2 separate regions of the Homo sapiens genome follow, and region 2 is linked to region 1. Evidence: chromatin loops called from intact Hi-C (ENCODE). Cell type or tissue: PC-3. All regions are shown on one strand. Links, peaks and the distances in the headings refer to the core of each region. The heading gives the core; the rest is flanking DNA. Region 1 overlaps NRIP1 (nuclear receptor interacting protein 1). Region 2 has its middle 38 kb from the start of ASMER1.

Region 1 (5,384 bases), core at 141-5,140:
AATATATGTGTGTAACTAGGTAACAGGCAATATTTGGTTCCTATTCTTTGACAAGGATAAGCTATTGAGACCAATCAGAACCTTCCAATGTGTTTCCAATGTTCTTGGCTACATTTCTACTTAAACTCAAACCTCAGGAAGAATATAATCTGTTAAGATAACTTTTGTTTTTCTCAAACATTCTCTCTCTGCCTATCCCAAAAGAATCAATCAATGCTTTATGTTACTAAGTTCACTGATTATGAGGACAATGTCTGAAGATTTCATACACATAATATTGGGATCTTCCCTTTCCTTGAATTTCAGAATATGTTGGAGCCAATTTCTATAACCAAAACGTAGTATTTGTGTATCTTTAAATGAGCTACAATCCAGAACTGAAAATGAACTATACTAATGGCATCGCACTTAACAACTTTCAATGAAGAAAGAAATAGGTTAGAGTCTAAGTTCAAACACACTTCAAACTCACGTGACCACAGTAAATCCTACCCTTAAAGCAAGTACATATGTGTGTATTGTTTATGTTTCTTATTTTCTGTATATTATGATGGTTTTGACTCCTTTCTGGCTGGGAAGAGATTGCCCCTCTAGGGGCCAGCCAACGCTTAGAGAAGGCAAAGGACTCAGCGTGCCTTTCACATGCAAACTAAACAATCCACAGCGATACCTCCTCTACCTGACCCATACACCCAGGAGGCAATATTCCCCTGCCTGGTATCTACCAGGCAAACTAGGGATCACTCTTACAGTTTAGAGCCTGTATACCTATAACTTATTCAAAGCTACTATTATTACACACCTATAGCTTATTAGTAGTAGTAGCAGTAGCATTTACCTACAGCTAATGCAAACTAGCGAATCCTAAACTTGGTTACCCGCCCTGCCTTGCCTTTCCCACAGATACTCCAGAAACGGCTGCAGCCCGGTCTCTCTTCTAGCTCCTGCCCCTTTGGCCCCTAGACCAACACTGGGGCTTTCTCATGTGGCCCTGAATGGCATGCTGTGCCTCCGAGAACTCATGAGTATAATAAACTTTGTTTTCCTGAGCCCCTCCTGGGTCTCCTTTTCACATGCACCTGACTGACCACATAAAAGAACACAGAACTCTGTGTGTGTGTGCGCGTGTGTGTGTCATTTTCATTTTATTTTCCCTTGTTCAGGTGGTCAATAAAAAATTATTACACCTTTAAAAAGAGGTACCTAAATAAACAAACCTACCAATTCTGTATGCAAAATTAAATCCTGGACTGGCAGTGTTGCTCAGATAACACTCAGAAAAGAACAATGTGACTGAAACTGTAAGGAACAGGTCAAAAACACTCCATTTAAAATGTGAACACCTGCTACAGAATATTTTGATTCACAAGTCCATCTAGGAAATATTTTTCTTCCTCCCTCACCTGTTCCCCCACCTATCTTGCATTCAACACCATAAACAGCACTTATCCCCCATTATAAAACAGTTGACGGTTAAAACAATGAGCCAACCAAGAAAGTATAATACTCTATAACTGACATTTACTGCATTGGCCTTGGACTTCTAATCTTTACCAGACGGGCACACAAATCAATCCATCAGCTCATAAAGGTGTGCTTTTTTAACCTCTAAAACAGATGGGATTGGCCAGAAGTGTCTGGCATGTCAAACTGCTAATCACTGCTGCCCTTTGCACAAAATAACCCACTTAAGTTGAGGCATGGTTGCACTGTAACCGACATTAGTCTGTGGGAAACCCATTTAACTGTCACACACTCCTGCCACTCCTGCTCTCCCTTAATTAAGCCTAATGCCTTATGCTTTGACCTTTTGTTCTAGCCTATTAACCCTATCTAGTACAAGTTCAATTATGTTAAGCTAAAAACTTTGCTGTAAAATATTAAATGCCAAGCTCAAAAAATCATAAGGGACATCCTCTCAGCCCTAAGTTCTATTCACCCTGATACTCAATACATTTGAAAGTAAAACCTCACTTTCGAAGTAACGCTGATACTGAAGCAAGGAGATGTTGAATGACTCACCCATTTCATAGCTTTTCCGTGGCAAAGCCTCACTAAAACCTATCTAATCCCTAGCTCCAATTCTTTAATCTCCATGGTGCTTCTGATTAATAGTTAAACCACCCGGAAGTATGTTAAGGATACTAACATTTTCACCCCGAAGTATTATCCTTCGCCATCCTCTAGAATATGCTATGCAAAGAGGCCTAAAACAAAATAAACTGCGACTTCAGCAGCTGAGAAGTAATGATTCCTTTCCCCTCCCACACATCAAAACTTCCTATCCTATCCCCTCACTACTTTTTTTCCTTTTTAAAAGTAACAATGGTCATTGAGAACTACTAAATCCTGCAACACTCACAAGGTAGTATGTACAACCACAGTTTTCCCCCGCGATACTTCACTGAAGTATTCAATACAGCCAATGACTTAAACTACAGAAGGTAATTACAACTTGCTACTTATCCTCACTGGACAAATTCACGCAGCATATCTTTTCAAATACGTCTTTTTTACACCTATATGCATATGAATTGCTGCTCACATTTACCAGAATTCCAAAAAACACAATGAAAAACACTTCCTAATTCACTGTAAAATAAAACAAAACGTAGTCCAAAGTAACATGCTATCATTAAAGATAGTTTTACCACAGTGATGTATACTGTTATTTTTCCTTCCATTTACTTCATACAATTAAAAAAAAGGTTCCTACCACTCTCACTGTGACACATAAACAACTTAAAGATCAGTAACATAAAACAAAATTTGAATTTCTGATTGGTATAAAGAAATCCATATTAATTTTAGATTTTCAAAAGATTTAAAGTCAGATTTTAATTTTACTTTTGTTGACTGCCCAAAGGCCCATTTTTACCTATTCTCAATATTAACAAATATTGTCAGCTTTTGCCTTTAGCAACCCTAAACTTTACAGTTTTAAAGTAACATGCCATTAAACAGAATATACAATGATTTTGCAAAAGCAAGATCGTTTAGAGTACTGCCAAAACAATGAATAATCTCAATGAGATAATTTATTAAAGGAGGAAAAAAGAGAACGAGAGTTTAAAATTCACAGTGAATGTGTTTGTGTTGTTAGAATGATGCCTGCAAAGGAAAGCATTCCTTGGCATTATCGGGAGGAATACCCATGGATGTGTAAAATGTAAAATAAATAGATAGATGTATGGTCAAAGCTAAGCAAACACTTGTATCAGGGGCAACTACCAGGAACTTTAGTTTTATTCACCCTTTTCATTGCAAAGGATAATAGTGTTAATTTTGATCAGATGTCATGCCTTAGCTACAACTTTTAGTTCATGAAATAAAAATTAAGTTTGGGTGTCTGCTGAGGAATCCAACAGTGGGAAATTCACACTCACAACTAATTTATAGAAATTCACACATTTCTATAACATACCGACTGACACTAATGAACAATGAGGGAAAAAATTGTTCAGGAATTCAGGATAAGTAAGCACTGGAGGAAAGCACACAGTAGAACACAGTGCATAAATAGTAAATGTGCTCATTTTTCTGCCCTTTTACTTCATATATTAGTCCATTAGCTTGTTCCTTTTTGCTATGATTTACAAGCAGGTGAATACACAGAAATATGAGCCAAAAGAAATATACTGTCAAATACTCATGAAGTTACCTTTGTTAAACAAAAAAGAAACAACAAACAACTTTGTCTTCACAAAGCAAGAAACTAGGTTAAAGTTATTTTAAGAGCATCTGTTAAAAATCAGTGTTATAAATATATATCCATATAATTTATTTTCTATTAGCATTTTAAAATAAATTTCTCGTCTAGAAATCTCTGAGCTCCATTTCAAAATAATTTTATTTTCTGTCTCTTACCAGCAGTTATTAATGTAGTTGAATATGACTCTTAGAAAAGAGTCAGGAAATTCACCTTCAGTGAAGAGCAAATCCTAATTTTTAAAACATAGATGGGCTTCATATACTACTTAATCCCATAACTTACCAAGTTCTGAATCATCAACTGTTCTTGATACCCTCTTAACTTTTAAGGTTACTGCACACCAAAATGAACTCTGGATGTGAAATGTTAAGATTTCCACCTTACCAAGCCGTCAAATCCAAGGCAGTTAAGTGTGCCCAGCTGGCGGGTCCCTTTGACTACAGGAAGTGATGCTAAGGAAACTGCCTAGTAGGCTCCAGAAATATTTGTATTCATTTCCTTACAAAAAAAATGTTGCCCCCAAAGATTTTGCTAAACGTTTTCTAATATAATTTGCGTATTACTGAAGAAATGTAATATTACAAAACAAATTATTTCAAGTACCAATTAATTATAATGTCAATAACAGTCAGTTTCACTTTTTCCCTCATAATTAGTATGCCTGGAAAGAAGAAGATACATTTTAAGGAAAAAATATTGTTCCTTTTAAAAGTCCTAATTTAAACAGACTAAAGAAAAAACGTGGAAGAGCTTCCATTATTCATAAGTTACACATAATAATTAACAACTGCTATGCATAAATACATAAAGGTTCTACTGCTGTGCCAAATTTTGCCAGTGGTTGGGACTGGTACAGTTCAATTTAACAAATGCTTATAGACATCCTTCTGTGTGCCAGACACTTACAGGACCAACAGTACACTGATGAATAAGCTCCTATTCATGGAGTTCTACCAAGGAAAACAGCTATAACACAAGTTTAACTTTTACAATCAGGGCGTACACAAAACTGTGAAAGAAAATCTGATCTTGTTAGAGGCTTGGGGACAGAAGTAAGCCTACAAACTCCCTTGCCCACTGTCCCATGAGGGAGAATATTCCTTTCCAATTTGTTTCACCAACATCAGGAACGTGGCCAGTGTGTGGTCCATGAAAAGGTCTACACATAGGTTTCTTCTCTCTTGCTCTCTTTTCTAGGGGTGTAGACCAACGTGCACTTGGTTCATGGCACATTATCACCACTGGTCCACACAGTGCCCCCTCATCTTATTTGTTACCTTTCTCAAGAGAATAGAGGAATGGGGTCCATAAACTTTGAGATATGTTTCCAGTTGAACCAACAGACCCAACCACCTACATTAATGGTGTTGGAATACTACTCATCAGTAAAAAGTAGAGCTGGCCTGTGAGTGTTCTGGTCAACTAAAGGTATCTGGCTCTCTTTGTCTGCAAATAAATAGCAAGTCTCCCTACTTCTTTTTAAATAAAATTCCAAATGTACGTAACATGTAAAACAATGCCACTGCATGAACATGTACATAACTGTACTATTCTTTTTTTAAATTCTCAGCCTGGAAATTACATTTCAAGTACTAGAATATTCAACAAATCCTAAGACTTTTATGAAGACCATGAGAAGAAAATAAGGTACTAGAACAAAAGTGATGCAGCC
Region 2 (5,384 bases), core at 125-5,124, 96 kb before region 1:
TGATGTTTGATGGTATATTTCTTAGGTTGCTATTTGGTTTGGTTTAGAGGGGGGAGAACGTGGTTGATAAGGCCTCTTATCTCTCTGTAGTCCACAGTTTCAAATCCCAATTCTACCAGTTTACAACCTTACCCAAGGGGGAAAGATGCTGAGAAAAACAAATTTTATTTTAAATATGCAGACTCACAAGAAACTTCCTGTCTTCCATGAGAGTAAAAAAGTACGACTATCCTCTATATAGTTAGGTTAGAAGTCTTCTTGGTTTCCTCAAGCTAGAAAGGAGCTTATAGGAAGAGAACAGCATAGGGAAGATCCCCCTTTCCTTAGCAAAGCTAGGGACATTGTAATTCGAACTTCTCTGTCCTCCTGCTAAATACATCTAGCTGTCTCCATGGTCCTTGTAAGTCCATAGATACCCACCTGAAAATGCCCCCTTTATTTGAGAAATACAGTCTTGAAGCATGGCCTCATATTGGACAGAGATCATAATGAGTCCTCTTTCTCAGTATTTCTTGGTGAGGGAAGAGGGACTATTCCATCCCCACTGTAAACAGATCTCCTCATCCTGGATATGCTCTATATTTACATTGTTCAGAGCCATCTGGAATGATCTAGAATATAACAAGAGTGATATCAACCCAGACCTTACTTTCTCTCTTTGGGGTGGGGTGGGGATAGGAAATGAGGTTTTTGAGGAGGGCAAATAAAATGCAATAGTTAAAAAATAAAATGTTGATTACATTAATTTCTGGCATCAGAATAAAAGGAAATCATAACTATCAGCACAGCTCCCCAGCTACTCGGGAGGCTGAGGTAGGAGAAGTGCTTGAACCCAGGAGGCGGAGGTTGCAGGGAGCTGAGATGGCACCACTGCACTCCAGACTGGGGGACAAAGCAAGACTCTGTCTAAAAAACAAAAACAAAAACAAAAACAAAAAATGTATGTACTAGGCACTCACTGAATGTAAGATTAAGAAGATGCACTTTCTTGCCTTCAGAAGGAATACAAAGTTACAAAGTATGTTGTTAACCATTGTAATAAGTGCAATAAGCATTTGGTATTTCAAAGGGCTGAGAAACACACTCTGTCCGACAATAGTGAATTAGGGAGGGAGGGCTTCTTTGAGGAAGTAAATGTGTTAGGTTTGAAAGATGAACAGGAGTTTACCAGGTTCCCAATGAGCAAAGGAAGGAAGTATTTTAGGCAGAGAATGTTACATGACTGAAGTCACTGATGCCAAGAAAGCAGGAGCACTCAGGAAATAGTGATACAAAGTTGATATAAGAGATAAGCTTTTGTTTTCACATCAATTTAATACACTTTTATTAAGCACCCACCGAATCACCAAAAACCTGGTGGTTTGGTCTTCATAGATAAGTTGCCACCCTCAAAGCCCTCTACTGAAGGCGCACTCATGCTACGTGCCAAGTTCATAAGTGACACTGGTTTCTTGCATTTCCATACCGCCACGGACCCGGATTTCCTTGGGGATCTGAAATAGCCTAATGCTAATTCCAGCTTCTATGCTGGTGAGGGTATTATCAGCAAGGAATTAGTTGAACCATACTCAGCAGGAGAGTATATTCTCTGCTATGATTGATTCTGGATAGTTCAGAAGAATGCAATCCTATGAAACATGATATATTCATTGGCTAATTTTCAGGACAGACCATGAATTCTGATCCCAGGCTCACCGCAGTACTATCGTCAGCTTCCCTGATAAAAGCAAAGCTTCTGAGATGCTCTTGCTATTGTTTGGAGGAAGGTATGGTTCAGCAGGTAATTAGGTTTTTATTGGCAAAATCTGCAAAGTTCCCATTCTCGTTTTAAGAACCAGTTTCTCTTATCAGGACTTTCCTAGTAGAGATCATATTTCTGCAGGAGATTTGAGAAGGCAGAAGGGAGAATGTCTGACCTGGCCCAGATAGATCATGAGCCCTAGGCTAGAGGTGACTAGGGAGGCTGGGACTTGCCTCAGGGACGTGGTTGCGCCCCTACATTATACATTACTTAGTTTCCTTCCAGACAGGGAGGGGAGCCTTTCATTTTTTTGTTTGAGATCACCTTTCATTCATTCTCTCATTTGGCATACATTTGTTGAGTAACTGCTATGTATCAAGATATGAACCAGGTGGCTCATGCCTGTAATTCTAGCACTTTGGGAGGCTGAGGTGGGCAGATCACTTGAGGTCAGAGACGGGCATGGTGGTGCACGCCTGTAATCCCAGCTACTGGAGGGGCTGAGGCAGGAGACGGGCTTGAACCCGGGAGGCGGAAGTTGCAGTGAGCCAAGATCGCACCACTGCACTCCAGCCTAGGGGACAGAGCAAGTCTCTTTCTCAAAAAGAAAAAAAAAAAAAAAGAGATATATACTGGGCACTCACTGAATGTAAGATTAAGAAGATACACTTTATTGTCTTTAAAAGGAATGCAAAGTTACAAAGTATGTTGTTAACCATTGTAATAAGTGCAATAAGCATTTGGTATTGCAAAGGGCTGAGAAACACACTCCGTCCTACAATAGTGAATTAGGGAGGGAGGGCTTCTTTGAGGAAGTAAATGTGTTAAAGTTTTAAAGATGAATAGTTTACTAGGTTCAGAATGAGCAAAGGAAGGAGGTATTTTAGGCAGAGAATGTTACGTGACTGAAGGCACTGATGCCAAGAAAGCAGGAGCACTCAGGAAATAGTGAGTTCTTATTTGGGAATGTTTGAATATGGAATGATTGGTGATGATGCACAGAATGCTGTTAGAGGGTAGGAGAACGAGTTGAAAAGGTGAAAATGCAGGCAGAGCCAGAAGTCTAAGGAGCTTGGAGGACACAGAATTAACCCCATGGGCTCACACTGGACACTAGTAGTTGTATCACTTTTGTTCGGCTAACACATGGATTTTTCTTGTTTTAAAAATATTTGAACTAGAATAACTTTACCTCCTCCATTTAAGGTAGAGCCACCCCTTCCTACAGTATTCCACCAGAAGCCTTACATTCTTTACTACTCCCCCAGGCCCCTAAAGACAAGTGAGTGTGCAATTTCATGAGCAATAAAAAGTCACCAGAGGATTTTAGGCAGATTTAACAGATTTGTATTTTAGAATGATTGCTCTAGCAATAGTGGCTATTATCACAACTGGGAAGGGGAAGCAGGCCCAAGTAGATGCTAGAGCAATAACTGAGGTGAGACATGATAACGCTCTGGGTTAAGGCAAAAGATATGGGTTGTAAGCTACAGATTAGGAAAGTCTTCAAAAAGTGGCTAGCGTAAGAAGAATCTGCTGAGGACCAACATTTTTAGAAATAAGCAAATTCCCAACAAAGGGATAGAAGAACAAACTGGGGAGAATGGCTGTATACTGAATTCAAGATTGGGGCATGTTGAAATTTAGCTAATAGGTTGACAAGCTGGATATTCATGAGTGGTAGGAAACAGAAGACAACTAGACAATTAGAAGGAACTTGGAATACAGTATGAGGTGCTTGAAGACATAGGGATGGCTGTTTCTGCTCAAGATGTAATGAAGGAAGAGACAGCTGTAAGGCAGAATATCGGCAGTTATGGGAAAATAAATCTGTTATGAGACCAGATGAAATTAGCATTAAGAAGAGAACTAGGAGACACTGGGTTGTGAAAACCAAAGAGAAAAATGGGTCAATGGCTTGCCCAGGCCAGAAATGCAAGTAGAAGGAGTTGCTGCTTCTGACTCAGGCCTGCCTGTTTTCTGAGTGATTTTTGATTGCTACACTCTTGGTATATATCATCTATAATAGTCAAAGTAGGCCAGAACTTCACCCTTAAGCATCTCAGTCTCCCCAGAACAGGCCTTTCCAGAGTGAACTACAAGCAGGAAATCTCCCCTTCAGAGGGCTGTCTATTCTTTGGCAGGTAGACCTGACTTTAGTAGTAAAGGCACAAAATTCTCTGGGATGCAAGCAATTCCAAAGGGATCTAAAAGACCATCCCTGCTGCTTACTTTGGAAAGATTATCATGATTATCTTTATTAGCACAGAACTATGTAAAGTGAGGTAGATTTTATTATGGAGGTGAAAGTGTGGGTAGGAGCAGGTAATCATGCTTGAGCCCACTAAGCCCTAAATTCATCTACCCTCTCTCTGGTCAGACTATCCCCAGAGTTTAGCCATGTGTAAGTCCCCATTCTTGACTCCACTTAGGAGATAAAAATCTCTTTGTGGATGTTGTTGGGGGTGGGGAATGGAAGCTTCCCCCCTGCCCCGACATTGTTGTCAACTGTCCTTAGAAAAGCAGAAAAGAGCAAAGAGCTCTATGGACAAAAGCCCAGATTTTTATGGACACAGGGAAAGGCCACTGCAGCTTTAAAGAAACACTTTCTCTGTTGAAGTGGGGTCGGAAATGTAATGGAAGTAGGTAGCAAACTCAAAGGTATGGTCTTGTGAGAAAAAGTATTTATTTGTTATAGGAAAGCAATCAGGGAAAAGGGAGAGAAAGGCCTTCGCTAGAGATCTAAAGCTTATTGATCAGTGTGTGTTACAGCATTGAACCCACTGGTATTATTCCCATACTTTAGTCTCTCCCACAGACTGGATTGAGCCCGTTTTTATCCACATTAGGCTATCAGCACTCTAAGTGCTTTTCTAATGGACATTTCCCCCCCAAAAGTAAGGTAATTGAAAGGAGAAAGCCATGATTTAGAAGTTGCGGAAGTGGCGAAGGTTTGTATTACAACTTTGGTTTTTGAAAGTGACTACAAAATTATGAAGGGGAGAGAAACAGGATCTCTCCCAGTTTACCTAAGCATTTCTATATACTCAAAGACACCACTGTGAATCAAACAAGAACATAAGAAAACTCAGAAGACATGGGCAGAGAAGCAAAATGGCCAGGTACGATGTAAAATGTAATGAGGCTAGCTAGCACATCCAACCTGGTGCTAAAAGTCTTTTAAGGACTTGAAGCTAGCTTGTGGAAAGATCAGCTATTAATGTTTGCCAGAGGCAACCCTTAGGCCTTTAGAGAAAATTGTAGTTTTCCAATGATAAGAAAATTACCCCATGGTTCTATTCTTGAATTATTTTATCAATTAGCTAAGGGAAAATACAATCTCAGACAATGCACTGTACCTGCACTGCGGCTCTATTGTGTGGCATCGTTCACATAGCTTTCCAAAAATGTGGGCTATGACAACTATAAAACGTTAGGTCATTTTCTTTTCCAGATGTGATCTCAGAGGTGAATGTTTCTCAGCTGAAGTGAGGAAAATGAATATTCCAAAAGGATTGCAGCTTTTCTTAAGGTTTGGAACACATACCAATGAAGTTTGGTAAAGGCAACAGAGGGAAAGCAGGTGGTTGTCTAGGACTTTGTGTCAACATAAAGGCTGTAAGAAGACTTTTGAATGTCTCAA

What was found. Peaks named below come from ENCODE experiments on the same cell type or tissue, not always from the same donor. Only the 100,000 strongest peaks of a DNase experiment are listed, where the experiment ranks them.
Region 2: a loop joins it to region 1, with 2.5 times the contacts of the local background. A loop is called at or near these places in 6 of 110 quality-filtered maps.

The regions. Positions count from the first base shown.
Region 1 is chr21:15,050,163-15,055,546 of GRCh38, forward strand. The region is part of intron 1 of NRIP1 (nuclear receptor interacting protein 1); the gene reads right to left. Among named protein-coding and RNA genes, the nearest start is that of NRIP1, 12 kb to the right of the region's middle. In PC-3, for the core only: no CTCF peak of the experiment used is centred there; no DNase peak of the experiment used is centred there; H3K4me3 peaks cover 3,069 bases; H3K27ac peaks cover 3,431 bases.
Region 2 is chr21:14,954,321-14,959,704 of GRCh38, forward strand. No RefSeq gene overlaps it. Among named protein-coding and RNA genes, the nearest start is that of ASMER1, 38 kb to the left of the region's middle. In PC-3, for the core only: no CTCF peak of the experiment used is centred there; DNase peaks (open chromatin) are centred at 1,961 and 2,691; H3K27ac peaks cover 3,020 bases.